2 separate regions of the Homo sapiens genome follow, and region 2 is linked to region 1. Evidence: chromatin loops called from intact Hi-C (ENCODE). Cell type or tissue: endothelial cell of umbilical vein. All regions are shown on one strand. Links, peaks and the distances in the headings refer to the core of each region. The heading gives the core; the rest is flanking DNA. Region 1 overlaps IQCJ-SCHIP1 (IQCJ-SCHIP1 readthrough). Region 2 overlaps IQCJ-SCHIP1 (IQCJ-SCHIP1 readthrough).

Region 1 (11,175 bases), core at 3,754-7,753:
ACTTGAGAGTAGCTGCTCCCTTTGCACAGGGCTACAACTCTGCAGTTTGTCTCAGTTCCCCCATCTCTCTTAATCCCCATACTCTCCTACTTGGCCCTGTAAGCAACTGAGTTTGTGACCCTTTGTTCTGGATCCTATGATCTGCAAGGTATAACTAGACTTTTTATTTGCATAGTCTCTATTCCTTCAGGAGAAAATCTGTTGGATCAATGCACATTATTTTCTATGTTTTCTAATATTCTATGCAAATTATCCCTACATTTGGAAATGTTCCTCTCACCAGCTGATCCAGGGAAGGCTCGGATGCCATGGCCAGACCTGTGTTTCAGCCAGCTTTAACTGGATCAAAGACAGATTGAAGGGAGGAGAGAATAGTTAAAAACTAGAGCAATAGCTTAGAAGAGAGGGAATGGAGGTTTGAATTAGGGCAATGGTAGTGACAATGGAGAAATGACAGATGTGGGAAATTTTGAAGAAGCAGAATCAATAGGAGGTAACAACTGATTGGATTTTAGTATTTAATTACTCTTCACTTCCTCCATGAAGCTCTTACTGGACTTTCTACACCCACTTCCTCACTTTAGTCAGACTCTACTGCTCATTCAGAAAAGCCTTGGTCCTTCCTGTCAGCTCATATTTTTATCTCTGCCTAATGTTCTGATAGACTGCTTACATACAAGTGGCAAAGGAAGTAGAAGAATTCAGGATCAATCTTAAATTTTAGGTGGAAAGACCAACCAGGTGCCTTTAATGAAGACAAAGAGTACAGAAAATGATCAACATTTGTTTTCATCTTTGGGGGGTGGGTGGGACACAGAAGGCTGGAGATAAGGGAAATTAGGAGTTTAGTTTGGCACATAAAATTCAAGCAATGGATGGCGATATCTATGTCTAGTAAGTAGTGGTATTGTTTAATGGTCAGTCACATGGACTAGAATCAGAATGCCTAGGTTCGAATCCTAGCTCTGCTAGTTCCTAGCTCTGTGACATTGGGTAAGTTACATAACATCTCAGTGCCTTGATTTCTCTGAAACATGGGAATTAATAATGTGTCTGCTTCATAGGGGTAGGGCAGTAATAAGACTGGGAACTAAGAAAGAGACATGAGCCATTACAGTTGTAGACAATGAATGTGCTCCCTTAGGAAGACCCTGTGGAGAGGAAAGGAAGCCAAGTGCAGAGCCCAGCTGTGAGGCAGAGTGGCAGATGGGGCCCAGAACATCAGTTCTCAAATGTGGCTGCATATTGTAATCACCTGGAGAACTTCCAAAAAATACTGATGTTTGGGTCTTACTCCCAGATATTCTGACTGAATTGTTCTGGCATGTGGCCTGAGTGTTGGGAGTTTTAAAAGGTACCCAGGCAATTCTAACAGATACCAATTTTGGGAGCCGTATCCCTAAAGAAAGACACTAAAGACCTAGGATTTCTTATTTTAAAATGGGCTCCATCCATTAAAATGTAGATTCAAATGTAAATTCTAACAAAGTCCTTTTTTTATAACATTATTATATATCAGAGACTTGTTAGAAGATACAATAAAAATAATAGCTACCATTTGCTAGCAATTGGAGTGAAATACTGTACTGATTGTGAGCATGGGCTCTGAAATTAGGCGTAGGTTCAAATCACAGCTCCACTACTTACTTAGCTGTGTGGATTTGGGAAATTTCCTTATGTTATGTTGCTGTATTTTACTTTCCTCATCTAAAAAATGGGGATTATATCACTATTTGCCACACAGGGCTAATTGTAGGGTAAGTATACTAATGTGTGAAAATAACTTAGAACAGTGTTTGGCATACAGAAAACATTTAATAAAGGTTTGCTATGATTATCCTGATTGTCACCATTGGGTGTTTATCCTATGCAAGACACTGTACTGTCCACTTAATAAGCAACAGGTTGAATTACTGAGATATTATTGGTGTCTTGTCTTTCTGCTACTGAGGACCCATCAACAAAAATAGACTAATTTTCCTTTTTCTTCTCAAGAGATGGTCTGATAGACCTTCAAGTCTCAATTGCACTACGGGGGTGATAGCTTTTATGTTTCAGGCTCAACTGGGAAGATTAAGCTGGTCTATACCAGGATGCTGAAGAATCAGGCTGAGTACTTAATCGTAAGGATACCTGTGTTCAGAGAAGGCTGAATTCACTACCCTAGCAAGTTTACAACAGAAGAGTAAGGTACTGTTTGGGAAGAAATAAGACCCTGAAACTTGTAATAGGGACATCAGGTCTGGCATATTTGAAACTCTTGGAACTCCAGATCACACTGAACCATTTAAGCTTACAGAAGAGGCCCAGTCCTCCCTGTTAAAGGCTACCACTCCTCCATTGTTTGACCATAATACTGCAGACTATTTACTTGAAAAACAATATGGGCTTCATCAGTGTCTACCCCCATCTCCTCTCTTGGCCACCAAACCAATAACCAGGGTCAAGCTCTAACATAACCAGCTGGAGAAGCACTGGGTCTTCTAAGAGAAGAAAGGCACTATGCCCTGAAGGAGCACAGGACCTAGCAATACATACCAGCAGAGTCAGCACAGTATGTAGGACTGGATCCTCAGGGTGCTGGATCAAGGAGTACAAATGAGGTTGAATTAAGGAAGAGTTTATAGATATGGAAACGTGCTCCAGTGATACAGATTTTTTTTTTTTTGAGACAGAGTCTTGCTCTGTCACCCAGGCTAGAGTGCAATGGCGCAATCTCAGCTCACTGCAACCTCCGCCTCCCGGGTTCAAATGATTCTCATGCCTCAGCCTTCTGGGTAGCTGGGATTACAGGCTCATGCCACCACACCAGGCTAATTTTTGTACTTTCAGAAGAGATGGGGTTTCACTATGTTGGCCAGGCTGGTCTCAAACTCCTAACCTCATGGTCTGCCCACTTCGGCCTCCCAAAGTGCTGGGATTACAGGCGTGAGCCACCACACCCAGTCGTGATACAGAATTTAAATCCTGCCAAGGACTTTGGGGGATGGTAATAATACCCTTGTAGGATGACTCTAGGAAGCTTGCATGGTTCACAATAAGTCATGCCATAATTGCCATGGCAGAAGATGGAAGAAAAGATCAAATGGTTCAAAGAAGTAGGATGCTAAAATAGATATACTATGCAAGGCTAGAAAACCCATCAGTCAACTATGTTCAGTGAACCCAGAGGGATCAAAGGATACTCTGAGCATCTAAAATGATAAGAAATGCACTGCTAATCAAGCTACAAGCACATCAAGAAGCTTGACAGTGGCCACCTTCTCTAATCTAGGGCTAATTGTAGGAGATATTGTTATAGAACAACAGTGTTGGGCTCCCTTACAGCAATGGATCTGACAGGAATCATCAGAAACAAGGTGGGTACAATTATCATAGCAAATGGCGAAGTCAGAATGGCTACCAGTGGCACTTAACATACAGAGAGCTATCGACATGGTTAATATAATGCAGTGTCTCCAGGGCAAGATAGACGGGCAGCCAACCAGGATATTGATGGCCAAGTAATCAAGAGAAATTAAGGATGGATTATCAGGAGGTCAAGGGTAATTCTTCAGTAAAAATCTCTCACACAATTTTCATCAATTTCATATCTGAGCAAGTTTTCAGACTAGAGCCCATTGATTGAAGAAGAGGCTGAGTTACAGAGCAAAAGGATTTTGTAACACCACAGCAAGTGTGTATGGTAATTACTTCCTCAGTTCTTCCCCCAAAAGACCTATGACCATTTACTCAAGTAACCATACACAGAGGGAAGAGGAATATCAAAATGTCTGAAGGGTTTTTGGACATCTATACCCCTTGAAAATCAAGTAGACAGGATTTGATGTAAGTCAGCATCTGTCATCAGCCATACCAGTTTTGGCACAACAGTCACAAAACAAAATATCCATGGTGGTAGAGTTGGAGAGTACACATAAGCCAGACATCATGAGGTCCCTTGTACTAAGTCTTATCTAGATTTCACTGCTGACCAACGTCCCGCCTGCCAGTGAAAAGGACCAGTGATCCTCCATATGGCACTATCCCTTGAGAAGACCAAATATCCAACTGGTGGCAAGTTGATTACATTCTAATAGAAAGGGGTAGTGAATAATTTTGACTGGAATTAACACATATTTTGGGTATAGATTTTCTTCCTTTGCTCATAAGTTCTTAGCCTGTACCACCATACAAGATTCTTACAGAATCTTTGATCCACCAACATGGAACCACACATAACATCACATTAAACCAAGTAAACCACTTTAGAGTGAAGCAGAGTTGGGAAGAGGTAGAAATACTCAGCAGCAGAGGGCATACTCATATGGGTATACTCAGATGAGTATGGGACCACTGCTCCTATCACATATCAAACATCCCAGAAGCTGCTGGACTCAGCTGACCTTTGGAAGACTCCCTGAGGTATCAGATTGGAAATAACACCTTTCAAGGCCAGTACACCACCAGTACTTAGAATATATGGATCTAGAATCATTAGGTAGATGGAGAAGTTGTCCCACTATCATCACTGTTAGTAACCCACTTGGTGAAATTGTGTCTCATCTTCACAACTCTAAGCTCTTTAGGTCTGTAGGTCTTGGTTTGCAGAGAGAGATATTTTCCGCAGACCATGTGTCTACTAGGGTATCTGTCAGTACTCTCCTACCCAATTTTGAAGGTCAAATGTAGCAGTTACGGACTGAAAAGGATGGTGACCAGTGTTTAAGACCCCTTAGAGATGACCGTCTGGGTTGCCTCACAAGATAAGCCACTTTGACTTGCAAAAGTGCTAGCTGAGGATGAGAGGAAACTAGAATGGATCTTAGAGGAGGTAAATGGTGAGAGTCAGCTGTGACCCTAAGACCAGCTGCATTGCAGGGCTGAGGTTCTTCTTCTAACCTTCTTCTTGTAAGCTTCCCCTTGAGAGAGGCTAACCAGAATTCTTGAGGACCTGTTCCCAGATGAGGTAACTTAATATTTCAAGACAGTGAACCTGAGCATGCAAGGAATAACCTGTAGTGCATGCTGTGGTGTGTTGTCCAGGCCACCCTTCAGGACCAAGACACACATTTCCCCAGACGCCAGGCAATGGCCACTGATAATGCACAATATAATTTCTCTAAGGAATTGCTCTTGGCTGAAGAGGGCCTCCTTGCCTAAGGTTCCGCCCCCTTCTACAGGCAATCAACTGCAATGGCTGATCAAAAACCAGGTCCTTTTGTCTCAACTCCAAATAACTCTGAAGGGCCATGCTAGCTCCAGAGTTCCCAGTAGGACTAGCTGAGGTCTTTGTCACAATTGCTTCACAGTTCAATTTCTACCTCTCCGCAACTCTGCTTCCTTCACTCTCTTATGTATGTGGTTCATAAAACCACTCCCCAAGAAGTTCCCTGCATGCAAATATCCATCTCAGAGTATGAGGGACTGGACCTATAGCACCAGGATACAAGTTTTGTATGTAATGAACACAAGAAAAACTGCCCTCCACCCCAAAAATTGCCCTTGATAGGAGAGGTAATGCCTGGATTCTAAAAAGAGATCTGTCTCCAAAGCACATAAATTATCAATAACATTTAAACAGAGAGAGATGCCAGGGAGAGTATGCCTAAAGAAGCCAAAATTCTGATTTTTACCAACAAGATCATCTAGAAAGTCACCTTGGACAGCAAAGTCTCACTAAAGCTTTTGGCATAGTCATGCATGAACTTTTCTAAGAGCATAGATTTTGCTCTCACCTCTTGAACTTATAGGACTGTCACTTCTCTGAGGAGGAAAGGTCAGTTTCCTAAGGGAAATCATTTTCTGATGAAAATGTATGGAAGGGTTTCAATGGCTTCACTGGTCTCCTTTATGGAGGAATGTACCAAAGATACCAACAGGAAAATCATCATAATGATAAAATACAGATTTCTATATAGTCCCTAATGGGAAGAATGGGAAACAGAGCTTGTGTCCAACTGCCTCCGTTTCTCAAATAGAATTTTTAACCTTGGCCAGAGTATTTCCAGAATGGCTTTATACTAACTTGTACCAGAGATAAAATCTCCCTGCTAAAATAGCTATAATATTAGTCACCTTAGGGGGATGCTGTCAGGCTTTGTAAAGTACTTTGTAGCTCCTCAGATAAAAGCAGAGATAAAGCTGCAGTGTTATTATTTCTCAACTTGGAGGGCTATTTGGCTAACCCTCTGCATGAACTCACTCTAATAAACTGACTCAAAGCCTTATATAGGCTATAAATCCCATCGCCCACTTCATTTCAGCAATGACAGGGAAAACACGATGACCACTTGTTCTGTCGGCCTCAGGAAGTATCACCCTCCCACCCTGAGGAAAAATCAAAACTGAGCAATGAATTTCAGATGGTGTCTAATGAGATATACCATTTCTGTCCCCCAAATCCTAATGTCTTTAGACAAAATCATCTTAGGTCCTCAGTCTGTAAACCAAGATGCTCCATGATCCAACCCCAGCCTCCTCCTCCTCATCTTCATCATCTTAACTGAGGCAGGGATGGCTAACTGTACACCTAAACCCATGCTCCTCCAACCTGAGCCTAGAGAAGGTGCTGGGAAGCCTCCGTCTAGCCAGGAACTGTGTTTCTCACTACCTACTGCATCCAACTAGGGCTGCAGAACCCGTTTCCACCAAAAAAAGAAATGTTATTTTCAGGCCTATGTAAAGGCTAGGAGGAGTTGCGTTTTCCCCACTCCAATTGCTGTTGACTACATGTCAAGGGCACTGAGATTCCTGGGGGCAGTAAAGTCATTGAATTCAAGAATCCCTGAGAATAGGAACATCCGCATAAGACTGAAATATGACTAAAAATAGATATTTATTGTGTTAAGCATTGCAATGTGGAGGTTTATTTGGTACAATGTCTAATGTTCCCCTAACTATACAAGAACACCTTTTGAGCCACTGCTATGTGCTAGGAACTTTTCCAAGAACTTAACCTAAATATCTTTTACTCCTGACATTAAGCCTACAGGGTAGCTACTATTATTATCCACATTTCTCATATTGGAAAATGAGGCATGGAAAAGTTCAGCAAAATGTCCAAGGTAGCAGTGAAGCTAGAACCGGGACACAGGTCCATCTCAGTTCAGTGCTGCATCCTTAATGACCCCAGGATGCTGACTCCATTGACCTCCCTTCAGCTATAGCTTCATCCAAGTATGTACCTCACGGCTGTCTTACTGCCAGGAATGACTTTCCTTTCATCCCTCAATTCCTGTCAAATGCAACAAGGCACTGCTAAACTTCCAGCTGCCTCTGAAGCAGTCCTTCCTACTTATGATTCATGCGCCTCTCCTCAGCTTCACCTTAACACTCATGTGTCCTTCCATTACCAGAGAAGAATGCATTCCCTAATGAGACTGTAAATCTCGGAAGTCAGCACTACCAAATCTAGCCCAGAGCTTTAAACATGCCCTGGCAGAAGTAGGTGCTCAGGAAATGTTTGCTGAATTGAAAACTTGCATTTGAAACACAGGGCAGTGAGACAGATGGCTGTTTTTCTTGATTATATGCTGAGAGAACTGCAAGATCCCAGGATCAAATGATGGCACAAATCCAGAAGAGTCTTGGTTGAGAAAGGAGAGGTTTTTCCACCCACTGCAGCTGAGCAGGGTGCTAATCCTCTGGTCACACACAGGGAACTGGTACTTAGGGCCAGCCACGTATCAGGAACACTGGGATGGAAGGGATCCTGCCTAAAACTGTATCTATCCTCCATGCCATAGACACAGTTCATTGAGGCCTGAATCTTTATGATTAAGGGTTCACTTCTTGACAAAGGGTGAATATTTTCAGGCATTCCTATCTTGATACAAATGGGTTTGTTAGGCCCTTTCCTGAGTGAGTTTTGAAGAACCCTAGCATAAGTGCAGACTTGAGGAGGGAGAGATCAGAATTCAGCAATGAGGGGAAAGAACAGTTAGGACTTGGAAGTCCAGGTTTGCCTGCTTCACAGGAGTGCTCATGGTTTGTCTGAGCCTGAGATTGGATCCACAGAAGATCAGACACCTCTTTTCAGAAGGGGAACGACTAGTGACGGCCTCTCTGCCTTATCCAAACCTGAGTCTTCTTGAAAGAGGATTAAAAATTCCTACTCTTGGCAAAGACTAAACACCAATGTTCTTTGGCAAAGATGCTGTGGTGGGTGGGAGTATATCAGCCACTAAAACGACCCTAGGGCAGCAAAGTACACACAATTAGTTTCTAGAGCTTCATTGTCTACTCCAATCAGTTTCAGGAATCACCTGTCACCATCTCCCTCTAGTGCCAGAGAATGAAGTTTGTGCAGAGTAAAATGATGAAAGAGCCAAAATTTGCTAGAACAATACTGGTCTTGAATGTTCCAGTGCTAAAGGTTATAGGGGCTGTTAGCAAACTGTAAAGGACTAAACGTTGATTTGTTAATTATAGATAGCTAAACCAAAATAAACAATATTAGCAATCCTTGTCCCCTTGTCCCCAGCCTCAAAGGGTATGAAAAATGCAAATATATCTATATAACTTTTTATCATGTACTTGAACTGCACCCTCTCTTTCTAAATTTACCTTTCCTTTGGCAGGATGAAGCAAGTTACCCGTAGTCACTATTATTTATTTGGCTAGTAGTTTTCCCTCCCAAACATACCACCATAGATGGCTATCTTCTGCATCCTACTCTCTATCATGTCAAAGTTCTGCCCCATAATGTGGAACCTTACAGAGGCTTGCATCTATAGTATGAATTCAGATGTGCCATGAAGTCCCCAAAGGCTAAATACAATATTCCCTCTCCCAACCCCATCACTACGTCCTCCCCCACAACTGAACCTGTAATTTCATGCTCAGAGCACTGTCCCCTCTGGCTTCAGATTCTAGTTTAAGGTATAAATGCTCATGAAGGGAACATTCCTAAAACCATTAAATGAACTGAGAATACAAAAGTCAGCTTTTATTATTCAACGAATAATTTCCCCAACTCCTACTATGAGCTGGGCACATTGATTTGGTAAAGTTAACCCTAGATTTTAAGTCACAAGGAGAAGGGGGAGATACCAAGGCAAGTAAGAGAACTGCCACAGCCAAGACAGGATGACTAGATGTAATAAAGTATCCTGAATGGAAGCCTCAAAAAGAAAAAGACATTAGGCAAAAATAAAATCTTAGAGTACAGGCCGTACTTAATAATAATGTCTTAATATTGGTTCAGTAATTGTAACAAAAGTACCATAAAATGTAAAATGTTAATAATAGGGGAAATTGGGACTGGGAATAGGGGAAATATGGGAACTCTATGTGCTCTTACCAATCTTTTATGTAAATCTAAAGCTGTTCTTAAAAATAATTTTTGTTGTTTTTTTGTTTTTTGTTGTTGTTTTTGTTTTTGTTTTGAGATAGAGTTTCACTCTTGTTGCCCAGGCTGGAGTGTAATGGCGTGATCTCGGCTCACTGCAACCTCCACCTCCCAGGTTCAAGCAATTCTCCTACCTCAGCCTTCCAAGTAGCTGGGATTACAGGCGTGTGCCACCACACCCGGCTAATTTTGTATTTTTAATAGAGACAAGGTTTCACCATGTTGGCAAGGCTGATCTCGAACTGCTGACCTCAGGTGATCCACCCGCCTCGACCTCCCAAAGTGCTGGGATTACAGGCATGAGCCACAGCGCCCGGCCAAAGTATTTTTTTAAAGTGAAAGAAAGAAAAAGGCTGAGAGCACCAATGATGGTGGCAGAGGCATCCATAACTATTCCTGTTCAAATAGTGCCCAAATTTCCTTTAAAAAAATCACCTCTCTGGTCGGTAGCTTGGGTGGACTGACCCATGCCCAGCGCCGGTGGAAGAGTTCTCATTGGCTTAAGCCTAATAGTGTCCCACCCACCCAGCCACAGTGATTGGTTTAAAATAGGTCATGCAGCCAATCAGAGCAGCGGGATTCCAGGTCCTGCTTGCTGAAGCCTTAGGGAGGAAAAGCTTTCACTCTCAGGACAAGAATGTGAGAATTATGGGGCGTCAGATGCTACACCTCCCTTGTGACCATGAAGAGAAGGACACCGATGGACACTGTGAGACACAGCTCACATCCAAAGGGAACTATGCTGAAAAACGGACCCTGGTGCCATCCTTCGAGCTTCCCTGATAACGTCTGCCGTTAAGAAGAGCGACTTCTAGGTTCCTGCCATCTACAGCATGGACAATTCCAACTCATCCTATGGACTGACAGTTACAGCATGGCTTGTGGCCGCCTGACCGCGCGGAGCATGGTGCACCAGGAGCGAAGCCCTGCCGTGTTGGTCACAGGACCTGTAGCAGAGACAAGTTCGTTGAAAAGGACGTGTAGTCACAGCTTTAATAGTGCTTGCTTATGAATTTGAAAGTAGAGCAACAAGTCGAATGAGGTAGCGTTAGGCAATAGGCCCCTTGGTTTCATTCCAAAGAGTCTATCAAAAGCAAGTTATCTTCCAGTTCTGGGCCAGACCAAGTAGAGGTCAAAAGTCCAAGGCCTTATTTGGGTTCTGTATTGGGTTTTCAGCCAAGAATAAAAAGCTGGCCCTTTATGGGCCTCAGAGGCAATAGCCTTTTCTCTCTGTTCACCCTATATTCATTCTCAGGGCTTAGCACATCAGCAAGTTTCTAATAAGAGCTCAGTAAATACATGCTGAATAAAATAAATGCTGAAAATGCTTTTATTTAACTGTAGAATACGTTATCTAGATTTTTAAAAATTCTGTTATAATAGCTTGTCTAATCCAGTGTCTTCAAAGCAGAAACTTTGAGGCAAATCACAAGACTGGATGCCCAATGCCAACATTTTAATGGGGAGCTCAATAAAGTTCTCAAAACTCATCACCTGAGCTACAGAATGCCCTCACCTCGAGGCTTGTTTTTCACTCTTCAGAAACCTAGCCATATGATTCAAGAAAGCCTTTCAAAGATGACCAGTCTGACATCCCGTTTTCTCTCACCAGCAGCATGTTCAAAAGTGCTGTGCTGGTTTAGACCTGCTAGTTCAGATTGATGAGTGAGAAATTTGCTGCTGTCATTAACTGCACCTTGCTAGACAGGAAGCAACTTTTTAAAAATAGCAATTCAGTATGTTGAAGAAAGAAAGTAAGACAGAACAATAACAGTCACCTTTCCTCCCATCTGAATTTACTGAGCCAAGAGCATGAGCACATTTTCTGCTGCTCAAAAGTAATG
Region 2 (11,175 bases), core at 3,974-7,973, 110 kb after region 1:
AGCTCTGCACCAAGTGGACCTAATAGACATCTACAGAACTCTCCACCCCAAATCAACAGAATATACATTTTTTTCAGCACCACACCACACATATTCCAAAATTGACCACATACTTGGAAGTAAAGCTCTCCTCAGCAAATGTAAAAGAACAGAAATTATAACAAACTGTCTCTCAGACCACAGTGCAATCAAACTAGAACTCAGGATTAAGAATCTCACTCAAAACCGCTCAACTACATGGAAACTGAACAACCTGCTCCTGAATGATTACTGGGTACATAAGGAAATGAAGGCAGAAATAAAGATGTTCTTTGAAACCAACGAGAACAAAGACACAACATACCAGAATCTCTGGGACATATTCAAAGCAGTGTGTAGAGGGAAATTTATAGCATTAAATGCCCACAAGAGAAAGCAGGAAAGATCTAAAATTGACACCCTAACATCACAATTAAAAGAACTAGAAAAGCAAGAGCAAACACATTCAAAAGCTAGCAGAAGGCAAGAAATAACTAAAATCAGAGCAGAACTGAAGGAAATAGAGACACAAAAAACCCTTCAAAAAATTAATGAATCCAGGAGCTGGTTTTTTGAAAGGATCAACAAAATTGATAGACCACTAGCAAGACTAATAAAGAAAAAAAGAGAGAAGACTCAAATAGATGCAATAAAAAATGATAAAGGGGATATCACCACCGATCCCACAGAAATACAAACTACCATCAGAGAATACTACAAACACCGCTATGCAAATAAACTAGAAAATCTAGAAGAAATGGATAAATTCCTTGACACATACACTCTCCCAAGACTAAACCAGGAAGAAGTTGAATCTCTGAATAGACCAATAACAGGATCTGAAATTGTGGCAATAATCAATAGCTTACCAACCAAAAAGAGTCCAGGACCAGATGGATTCACAGCTGAATTTTACCAGAGGTACAAGGAGGACTTGGTACCATTCCTTCTGAAACTATTCCAATCAATAGAAAAAGAGGAAATCCTCCCTAACTCATTTTATGAGGCCAGCATCATCCTGATACCAAAGCCAGGCAGAGACACAACCAAAAAAGAGAATTTTAGACCAATATCCTTGATGAACATTGATGCAAAAATCCTCAATAAAATACTGGCAAAACAAATCCAGCAGCACATCAAAAAGCTTATCCACCATGATCAAGTGGGCTTCATCCCTGGGATGCAAGGCTGGTTCAATATATGCAAATCAATAAATGTAATCCAGCATATAAACAGAACCAAAGACAAAAACCACACGATTATCTCAATAGATGCAGAAAAGGCCTTTGGCAAAATTCAACAACCCTTCATGCTAAAAACTCTCAATACATTAGGTATTGATGGGACATATTTCAAAATAATAAGAGCTATCTATCACAAACCCACAGCCAATATCATACTGAATGGGCAAAACCTGGAAGCATTCCCTGTGAAAACTGGCACAAGACAGGGATGCCCTCTCTCACCACTCCTATTCAACATAGTGTTGGAAGTTTTGGCCAGGGCAATTAGGCAGGAGAAGGAAATAAAGGGTATTCAATTAGGAAAAGAGGAAGTCAAATTGTCCCTGTTTGCAGATGACATGATTGTATATCTAGAAAACCCCATTGTCTCAGCCCAAAATCTCCTTAAGCTGATAAGCAACTTCAGTAAGGTCTCAGGATACAAAATCAATGTACAAAAATCACAAGCATTCTTATACACCAATAACAGACAAACAGACAGCCAAATCATGGGTGAACTCCCATTCACAATTGCTTCAAAGAGAATAAAATACCTAGGAATCCAACTTACAAGGGATGTGAAGGACCTCTTCAAGGAGAACTACAAACCACTGCTCAAGGAAATAAAAGAGGATACAAACAAATGGAAGAATATTCCATGCTCACGGGTAGAAAGAATCAATATCGTGAAAATAGCCATACTGCCCAAGGTAATTTACACATTCAATGCCATCCCCATCAAGCTACCAATGACTTTCTTCAAAGAATTGGAAAAAACTACTTTAAAGTTCATATGGAACCAAAAAAGAGCACGCATCGCCAAGTCAATCCTAAGCCAAAAGAACAAAGCTGGAGGCATCACACTACCTGACTTCAAACTATACTACAAGGCTACAATAACCAAAACAGCATGGTACTGGTACCAAAACAGACATATAGATCAATGGAACAGAACAGAGCCCTCAGAAATAACGACACATATCTACAACTATCTGATCTTTGACAAACCTGAGAAAAACAAGCAATGGGGAAAGGATTCCCTATTTAATAAATGGTGCTGGGAAAACTGGCTAGCCATATGTAGAAAGCTGAAACTGGATCCCTTCTTTACACCTTATACAAAAATCAATTCAAGATGGATTAAAGGCTTAAATGTTAGATCTAAAACCATAAAAACCCTAGAAGAAAACCTAGGCATTACCATTCAGGACATAGGCATGGGCAAGGCTTCATGTCTAAAACACCAAAAGCAATAGCAACAAAAGCCAAAATTGACAAATGGTATCTAATTAAACTAAAGAGCTTCTGCACAGCAAAAGAAACTACCATCAGAGTGAACAGGCAACCTATAAAATGGGAGAAAATTTTCACAACCTACTCATCTGACAAAGGGCTAATATCCAGAATCTACAATGAACTCAAACAAATTTACAAGAAAAAAAAAACAACCCCATCAAAAAGTGGGCGAAGGACATGAACAGACACTTCTCAAAAGAAGACATTTATGCAGCCAAAAAACACATGAAAAAATGCTTATCATCACTGGCCATCAGAGAAATGCAAATCAAAACCACATTGAGATACCATCTCACACCAGTTAGAATGGCAATCATTAAAAAGTCAGGAAACAACAGGTGCTGGAGAGGATGTGGAGAAATAGGAACACTTTTACACTGTTGGTGGGACTGTAAACCAGTTCAACCATTGTGGAAGTCAGTGTGGCGATTCCTCAGGGATCTAGAACTAGAAATACCATTTGACCCAGCCATCCCATTACTGGGTATATACCCAAATGACTATAAATCATGCTGCTTTAAAGACACATGCACATGTATGTTTATTGTGGCATTATTCACAATAGCAAAGACTTGGAACCAACCCAAATGTCCAACAATGATAGACTGGATTAAGAAAATGTGGCACATATACACCATGGAATACTATGCAGCCATAAAAAATGATGAGTTCATGTCCTTTGTAGGGACATGGATGAAATTGGAAACCATCATTCTCAGTAAACTATCGCAAGAACAAAAACCCAAACACTGCATATTCTCACTAATAGGTGGGAATTGAACAATGAGAACACATGGACACAGGAAGGGGAACATCACACTCTGGGGACTGTTGTGGGGTGGGGGGAGAGGGGAGGGATAGCATTGGGAGATATACCTAATGCTAGATGACGAGTTAGTGGGTGCAGCACAGCAGCATGGCACATGTATACATATGTAACTAACCTGCACATTGTACACATATACCCTAAAACTTAAAGTATAATAATAATAAAAAAAAAAGAACTTATGCATTCCCCTTGATAACAAGTAACTAGGATGTGCCTCCAAGACCCGAAAGACAGGACTAGAGTAAATCCCCATCAAGACTCAGGATATAAAACCTGGGTCTTAATGGGGTTACCTCCTCTGTCATTTTCATGAGTTTTTCTAGTTTCTGCCAAAACTTGAAATGATCATATTCCTGTGCTTTTATTCAGTGCTTTTCTTTCATGCTGGAGGGAAGGTAACCTCTGGAGTCACATAGACTAGCTCCTCTGATTACCAGCTGTGTGACCCTGGCAAGTTGCTTAACCCTTCTAGGCTTTGGTTTCCTCATCTGTAAAGTGGATATAATAATAGTAGCTACATCATAGGATTGTTGTGAAGAGTGAATAAGGAACATGTCTACAGGATGCACAATGTCTCACAGTGATAGGTCAATTATGTGAGCTCTTATTATGATTATGGCTTTATTCTCACTCGCTGGGCAAGCTCATCAAAGACTTCCCTATTTTTATGCAAACAACTCCCAGATTTACCAATATCTTCAAATTAGTCTTCCATTCTTCCACTCTAAAACTGTCCTAAGAACATGCTACTAGACTTCTAGCTTCTCAAACTCAACATTTCCAAACCGAATTTATCTTCTTTTAGTACACTCATTTTTCTCCCTATTTTTTTTTTTACTTATTTTTAGATAATTGTAGATTCATACAATTTTTGTTGTAGGAAATAATAGAGAAAAATCTTGTATACTCTTTCTCTAGTTTCCCCCAATGATGACATCTTACATAAATATAGTATAATATCACAACCAGAAAATTGATATTGATACAATCCACCAAGCTTAATCAAGTTTCACCAGTTTTACACGCACTGTATATGTGTGCGTGTGGTTTTAGTTCTATATAATTTTATCACATATATGGGTTCATGTAACGACTACCACAGTCCATATACAGAACAGTTCCATCACAAGGATCCCTCCTTTTACCCTTTTACGGCCCACCCGCCTCCTTCCCTCTTCTTTTCCCAACTTGTGGCAACAATGAATCTGTTCCCCATCTATATAATTTTGTCACTCCAAGAATGTTATATGAATGGAATCATACAATATATAATTTTTTGATACTGTTTTTCTTCACTCAGTGGAGAATACCACAGAATGATATTCCAGTTTATGACACACCACAGTTTGACTAACCAGTCACACATTAAAGTATACTGGAGTTGTTTCCAGTTTGGAGCTATTAAGACTAAAGCTGCTATGTACATTTGTGTACAGTTGTTTATGTGAATACAGTTTTCATTTTTGTGAGATAAATGTCCAACAGTGCAATTATACTGTTGCATGGTAAGCACATTTTAGTTCTGTAAGAAATTGCCATATTTTACTCTAGAGTGGTTGTACCACATTATATTCTCACCAGTGTCTGAGTGGTCCAGTTTTTCTGCATCCTCATCAGCATTTGATGTTATCACTACTTTTAATTTTAGCCATTCTGATTTGATACATAGTGATATCCCACTGTCATTTTAATTTGCACTTCACCAATGGCTAATGATGTTGGACATCCTTTCATGTGCTTATCTGCCATCTATATATCCTCTTCAAGTGAAATGTATGTATATGTATTTTGTCCAATTTCCAAAAGGATTATTTGGGTTATTTATGGTTGAAAGAGTTCATTGTATATATTCTAGATACAATTCCTTTGTTAGATATGCCATTTGCAAATATTGTCCCCCAGGCTATAGCTTGTCTTTTTCTTTCTGTTGACAAGGTCTTTCACAGAACAAAAGTTTTTAATGTTGATAATGTCCAATTTGACAGTTTTCTTCTTTTATGAATAGTGCTTTTGGTGACAAGTTTAAGAAGGCTTTACCTCATCCGAGGTTTCAAAATTTTTCTATTTTTGTCTACACTTTTTATAGTTTTCCATTTTACATTCAAGTCTGTGGTCCATTATGAGGTAATTTTTGTATAAGGCATGTGGTCGAGGTTCGTGTTCTTGCTGAAGGATATCAGATTTCTCTCACATTTTGAACAATGACATTGCTATTCACAGAGGGGTTATAGAGCCTGTGGGTCTCCCTCTTCCTTTTCATGTCCTCCCCCATCTAATCTGGTTGTCTCTATCTGTCCCAGAATCATTTTCTTAAAGCCACATCTCATCATGTCACTCTCCTGCATAAACAACTTAGATGGGTATTGACTCATGATGACAGACCTCTAGCCCTTTAGCTGGGCATACACCATTTAGACAACCCAACCACAGCTTCCCTTTCCTTAACCTCCACATATTTGCACAGTGCTTCAGCCACACAGGACACACAAAGGTCTTTCAGAGATGCTTTGCAGATGCCATTTTTCCCCACTACAAAGCCATTTTTTTTTTCCTGGGCCTCTCGCCTCAACACTAGCTGGAAGGTCACCTTTTTCACATATCTTTCCCCTAAAACACTTGCTCCCCTAACTTCCCAGGAAGAATTGCATCCTCATCCAAATTCCCATGAAACTCTCCTTATGCTTCTTTACTGCCTCTGTTTTTTCATCTGTAAAATAGGGCTAACAAAAAAAAAAAACTTATAGAGTTGTTTGGGAACTAAATGAGTTAATACCTGTAAAGCAAATAGAAGCACAATCTAGGCCATAATCAGTGCTCAATACATTTGTTATTGATGTTATAATTTTCATATATCTTTGTTGTATCTTATGTAATAGTTTATTATAGATACTTTTTCTAAGTTGGTTATTTATTCTTCTTCTCTACCAGGTTGTGTAAGATTTTCTATAGCTCCTCTTACTTTCCCACAATGTTAGTACATCATAGATTTTGATGAACATTTGAACTAAATTGGCTGTTCAAATTTAATAAGCCAATACAATGAAAAAAATAACTGACCTTTCCCCTTGAATCAACAAGTTGTTTTACTGAACTAATTATTTTGGCAGTTAATGGACATCCCTCCACTTCAATTTTTGTTTTGTTTGAATACAAGCATGAGGGTTAAATGAATTGCTGAAATACAAGATGATCAGATTATTTATTAATGACAGAAAAGTATGTTTATTCTACTTAAGTCTCTCCAATAAGACAATACTCTTTTTTGTTTAAGGGCAAAAATTACACTAACTCTAATAGACAGGGAATATTGGGTTCTTCTTCATTTTGCATTAAAATCATACTTTCCCCACATTCTTGGAAAAAGTCGTATTCGGAAGGACTGTGAAGAAGAGTTAGAATAGATGAACATTTGGGTAAAGAAGAAGAATATAAATTATATTGGAGAAGGTGATGGAAATGGGAAGGATTTGGTCAACCACACTGAAAAAATGATGTGCTCATTTGTAGTTGGTAGCTATATAAAAATAAAACCATCTAGAAAAGCAACAGTATACTTTTATACCACTGAAGAATCCCAGAATATATACACAATTAACTACAAAAAGAAATCTCAAAATCTCTCGAATGCTGTATTGGCAGTATTTTTGGTGGTTCCTCCTGCCACAAAGCCTGGCTCTGATATCAGCATTCACCCTCCCCAACCTCAGGTGAATCTTGGCCTAAGTCATTCCCAATGCCAATGTTTGGTTTAGGAAGGGGCCTATGGCACAGTCCTGGGCAATGAGGCGCCAGAGAGAGTCTACTGGGAAGTTTGTCTTGCTCTTACAAAAGAAAACGGATGTGTGAGGAGGAGCCATTTCATTTTCCTGTCTCTGTATTCATGAAGATGTTGCACTCAGAGCTTCTGAAGTCATCACACAATAAAAGACACCTACAAGACAGCACTGAGAATGGCAGAGCAGCAAGATGGGGGACTTGAGTCCATGATGAAATCACTGAGCCTCTGAAAAAAGGCAGGAGTCTCTCTGTCTCAGGATATCTTGTTACCTAAGACAATAAACTCTTTATTGTCTGGCCAGTTTAGCAGATTTTCTGTTTCTGGCCTACAAAAGTTTCTAAACAGACTCAGCATTCTGAGTGCTCTAAGTAAACCTGACATACTGATTTTAAGAGGAAACCTGCAGTTTAGTTGGCTAAATACTTACAATCACTATTCTAGAGGAGAGACAGTCAGACTTCTACAACCAGTGAGAAGGAACAGTATAAAGAACACAGACTCCCGAAGCAGGGAGCCCAGGTTCAAATCTCACCTTTGCAGCTCACTAGCTGTGTGGCCTTAGGCAAGATACTTTATTTGACTGAATTTCTGTTCTTTCACTGTAAAATGCCTACGGCAATACCTACCTCATAAGTTGGTAGGGTATATTAAATCCAATAATGTAATAATAAACGGCCTGTCAAATAGCAACCCAAATAAATGTTAGTTTCTCTTCCCCTAATTAATCCTTTGCCAAGATGAAACACTAACGCGGTTTATTAGACCAATTATTCAGATGCCTTCTTTCCAGCAGGAATTACTCTGACAGCGGGGCTGGTGTCATCAAGAGTAATTTCTGCTGAAAAGGTTCCAATCTTCATGTTTCTACTGTGAAGCCTAGTGTGGTGGAGAAGGGATCAGGCAGGGTTACTTCCAACCATAGAGAAAATTGATGTGATGATAACCACAGTGGAAGAGTTTATACGCCCCTGACTGTTTTATTCTCACACCTTAAAAAGGGTATGTGGGTGGAATTAATGGGTTCCAGGGAAGTGTGCTCATAGTAACTTTTCCTCCAAATTATTTCTACATTTTCCATTATATTCCACCAAAAGCAAAGTTTATTCTACTGATCATGATTACCAAGCTCCTAAATAGAATTAATTAACATACTGTCTTAAGATATATTGTGTTTGGATTATAAAAACAAAAGTAGGAGTTGGTGTCAGCAAGAAATCTTCTTTATTTCTGGTGCAGCAATACAGTCTATTGTAAAGGTATTCAACTTTTGCAATAAATAAATGGAAGTCATGTTTACCTAAATAGTCATTAATCATATGCTTGTACTAATAATGAGGGTAAAATTGGCAAATTTAACTGGAAGACAATTTGACATCAAAACCCTTTAAAATGCATTTACTCTTTGACCTAAAAATTCCACTTTTAGGAATTTATTTTTTATAAAAAAATAAAGATTTGTGCAATAATTTTTCAAGAATTTTTCTTGCAGGAAGAAAACAACCTAAGCATTTAAGATCCAAAGATTAAATTATGGAATGTCTACCCGATCAAATACTAAGCAACCATTGAAAATGAAATCATAGGAAAAAATGTATTGACATGGAAAGATGTACATGATATATTCCTAGATTTTGAGAGGTCATAAACTGTGCATTCAGTGCTTTAGAGTTTTCGTTAAAACATATTTATTTTTTAAAGTTTCAATGGCTATATACCAAAATGAATATGAAATGCTTCTAAGGATTTTTATTTTCTTTCATCTTGATTCTGTATATTTTTTTCAGTAAGTATAAACTGTGTAATAAAGAAAAATAATTTTTAAAAACTCAGATGAGAAATTAGTAAAATACTTTTAAGCTAAATAGCTAGCAAATAGACCTTTCATTGCTTATTATCTAGATTCTGAACTCTGGCTTCTCAGATTTCAGCCAAAATCTGATTTTTAAAGTTGAATTTTAGGAGGCTAAAGACCAACTCCCCAGAGCAAGAAGATCATCAGGTTGCCCTTTTAGGGGAGGTGACTGCTCCCTCGTCTTACTGTTGATCATAAACTGGAAAGGTGGTGAACTCTGTTTTAAACTGGGGGTATTCTCTTCAGTCAGAAATGCCCAAGCCCCCACAATGACATGCAGGGAAGTTTAAAGTAGCTTTCCTGCCCATGCTTAGTTGGTTCTTTGTGTTTCCAGGGAAGAATCCTTCAAAACAGAAGAAGCTGATTGGCACCCACTCTGGAATGCAGCTCCTGGCTGTCACCTCCAAGTAGACAAAAGTTCTGGCCTCTATCAGAACCCTGCCTGCCACAATGACCTGGACCCTGATTTAGTTATCATATTATTAATAATTATTATTGCCATGGGTGTTTATTGACCCTCTGCTATCTACCATGCACTTTGCCAAGCACTTTTCACACATTATTTCATTTAAAATCTTAACAGCAGCCATGGAAGGTTAAAGCTATCATTATCCTCATTTTATAGATGAGGAAACAGTTTGCCCAAGATTATATGGCTAGTAAGGACTAGAGGCAAAATGAGAAACTAGATCTACCTGGATTTTATTAGAGGTTCCTTAACCAATTAAATTAGGATGTTTATAATTCACTTTGGGGAGAAAGTTCAATTTGCCATTCCTGGGTCTTTCTAGACCAGAGTTAAAAGTAATTCCAAGAAAATACTAAACCACTTCACATTTCACAACCATAGGAGTGATTCTTCTGTATAGCCATGCCCTTGACTGCTGGTGGCAAAAAAAAAAAGGCGGGGGGCGGGTGGGCCAAGACACAGCCAAGAGTCCTTCTGTGTTCAGCTCCATGCTGACTTGCTTGTCACTTAACTTTTCCAAACCTCAGATCCCTATGTAGAAAATGAACTTTATTCTTGTCCTAAATACCTTGTTTGTGAGTATCAAATAAGACAATGTGTGTATAGGTACTTTTGAAAGTACAAAGGGCAAGGAACCTTGATTACTCCTCATGCAAATTACTTCCACCCTCAAAACCCAAAAGCAATGTAACTTTTATATAGCATTTTGCAAAAGACCGAGTGAGGGGTTTTAGAAATACAGACAAACCTTAATGTAAAAAAGTCCCCTGTGTAATATTTCCCCATGTTTAGCATTAATAAGTCCTGAGGAAAAGTCATTGACTCAATGCTCCTTGCCCCCATCTAATGCTTTTGATTTAATGTTTCCTCTCTAAGTGCATGAATTTTTGAAATGCAGGAAATTTTGCCACAGGACTTAAGAGTCTCCTGTGACTTGATGTTAAGGTATTTCCTTAGTCATTTTGGTCTGTGCTCCCTGGGAGCAAATTAGAGCTTTGGCCGTGAGTTGATACACGTCCTGTTTTAACTAAAGATGATAGTTGGCTCAATTACTCAAAAATATTACATCAAGGCTTAGGATTACATTTGCAAGAAGGACTAATTTTTTAAAAAAACTAATATATGGCAGTAAAGGGAACAAAGGAATTTTTTATTGACTATTTTTAAAAATAACTTTTTTTAAGTTGTAAAAGCAATATATGCCCATGTTTTAAAATTCAAAGAGGGTACATAAAGTGAAATGGAAAAGTACTCACTCCACATACATTCTACTTTCAATGGTAAACACCAGTTTCTCATACATGCTTTGAGAATTTTACTATGACTATACAAGCAAATGGATGTAAATATATAACTATTTTTAACACAGTATCATTCATGCTATAGACTGCCCCCAAAATGCTTTTTTCCTAAAAGTATGTTTGTATACTTTTTAATATTCTCATGTATTGCTCAGTTTTAAGCTCTCTCCTCTGCAGTATTCCATTGCATGGATATAACATAAATTATTTCAATATTTTTCTCTGGCTGAATACTTAGTTGTTTATGGATTTTTAATAACACAAACAATGCTGCAACCAAAACTTCACCACATGTCTTTGCTCAGTTATGTGAGCTCACCTGTAGAAAAATTCTTATAAGTAAAATTGATAGGTCAAAAGGGAGGTGCTAATCAAGTGTTGATAGATTTTTTAAATGCAAATTACCATC

The links. A loop is a pair of places that touch in the nucleus more often than their neighbours do. Peaks named below come from ENCODE experiments on the same cell type or tissue, not always from the same donor. Only the 100,000 strongest peaks of a DNase experiment are listed, where the experiment ranks them.
Region 2: a loop joins it to region 1, with 6 times the contacts of the local background. A loop is called at or near these places in 1 of 110 quality-filtered maps.

Annotation. Positions count from the first base shown.
Region 1 is chr3:159,186,604-159,197,778 of GRCh38, reverse strand. All of the region lies in intron 1 of IQCJ-SCHIP1 (IQCJ-SCHIP1 readthrough), which reads right to left. All of the region lies in intron 1 of IQCJ (IQ motif containing J), which reads right to left. Among named protein-coding and RNA genes, the nearest start is that of SCHIP1, 81 kb to the left of the region's middle. In endothelial cell of umbilical vein, for the core only: no CTCF peak of the experiment used is centred there; DNase peaks (open chromatin) are centred at 6,148 and 7,358; H3K27ac peaks cover 1,424 bases.
Region 2 is chr3:159,077,277-159,088,451 of GRCh38, reverse strand. All of the region lies in intron 1 of IQCJ-SCHIP1 (IQCJ-SCHIP1 readthrough), which reads right to left. All of the region lies in intron 1 of IQCJ (IQ motif containing J), which reads right to left. Among named protein-coding and RNA genes, the nearest start is that of IQCJ-SCHIP1, 14 kb to the right of the region's middle. In endothelial cell of umbilical vein, for the core only: no CTCF peak of the experiment used is centred there; a DNase peak (open chromatin) is centred at 5,791; H3K27ac peaks cover 1,262 bases.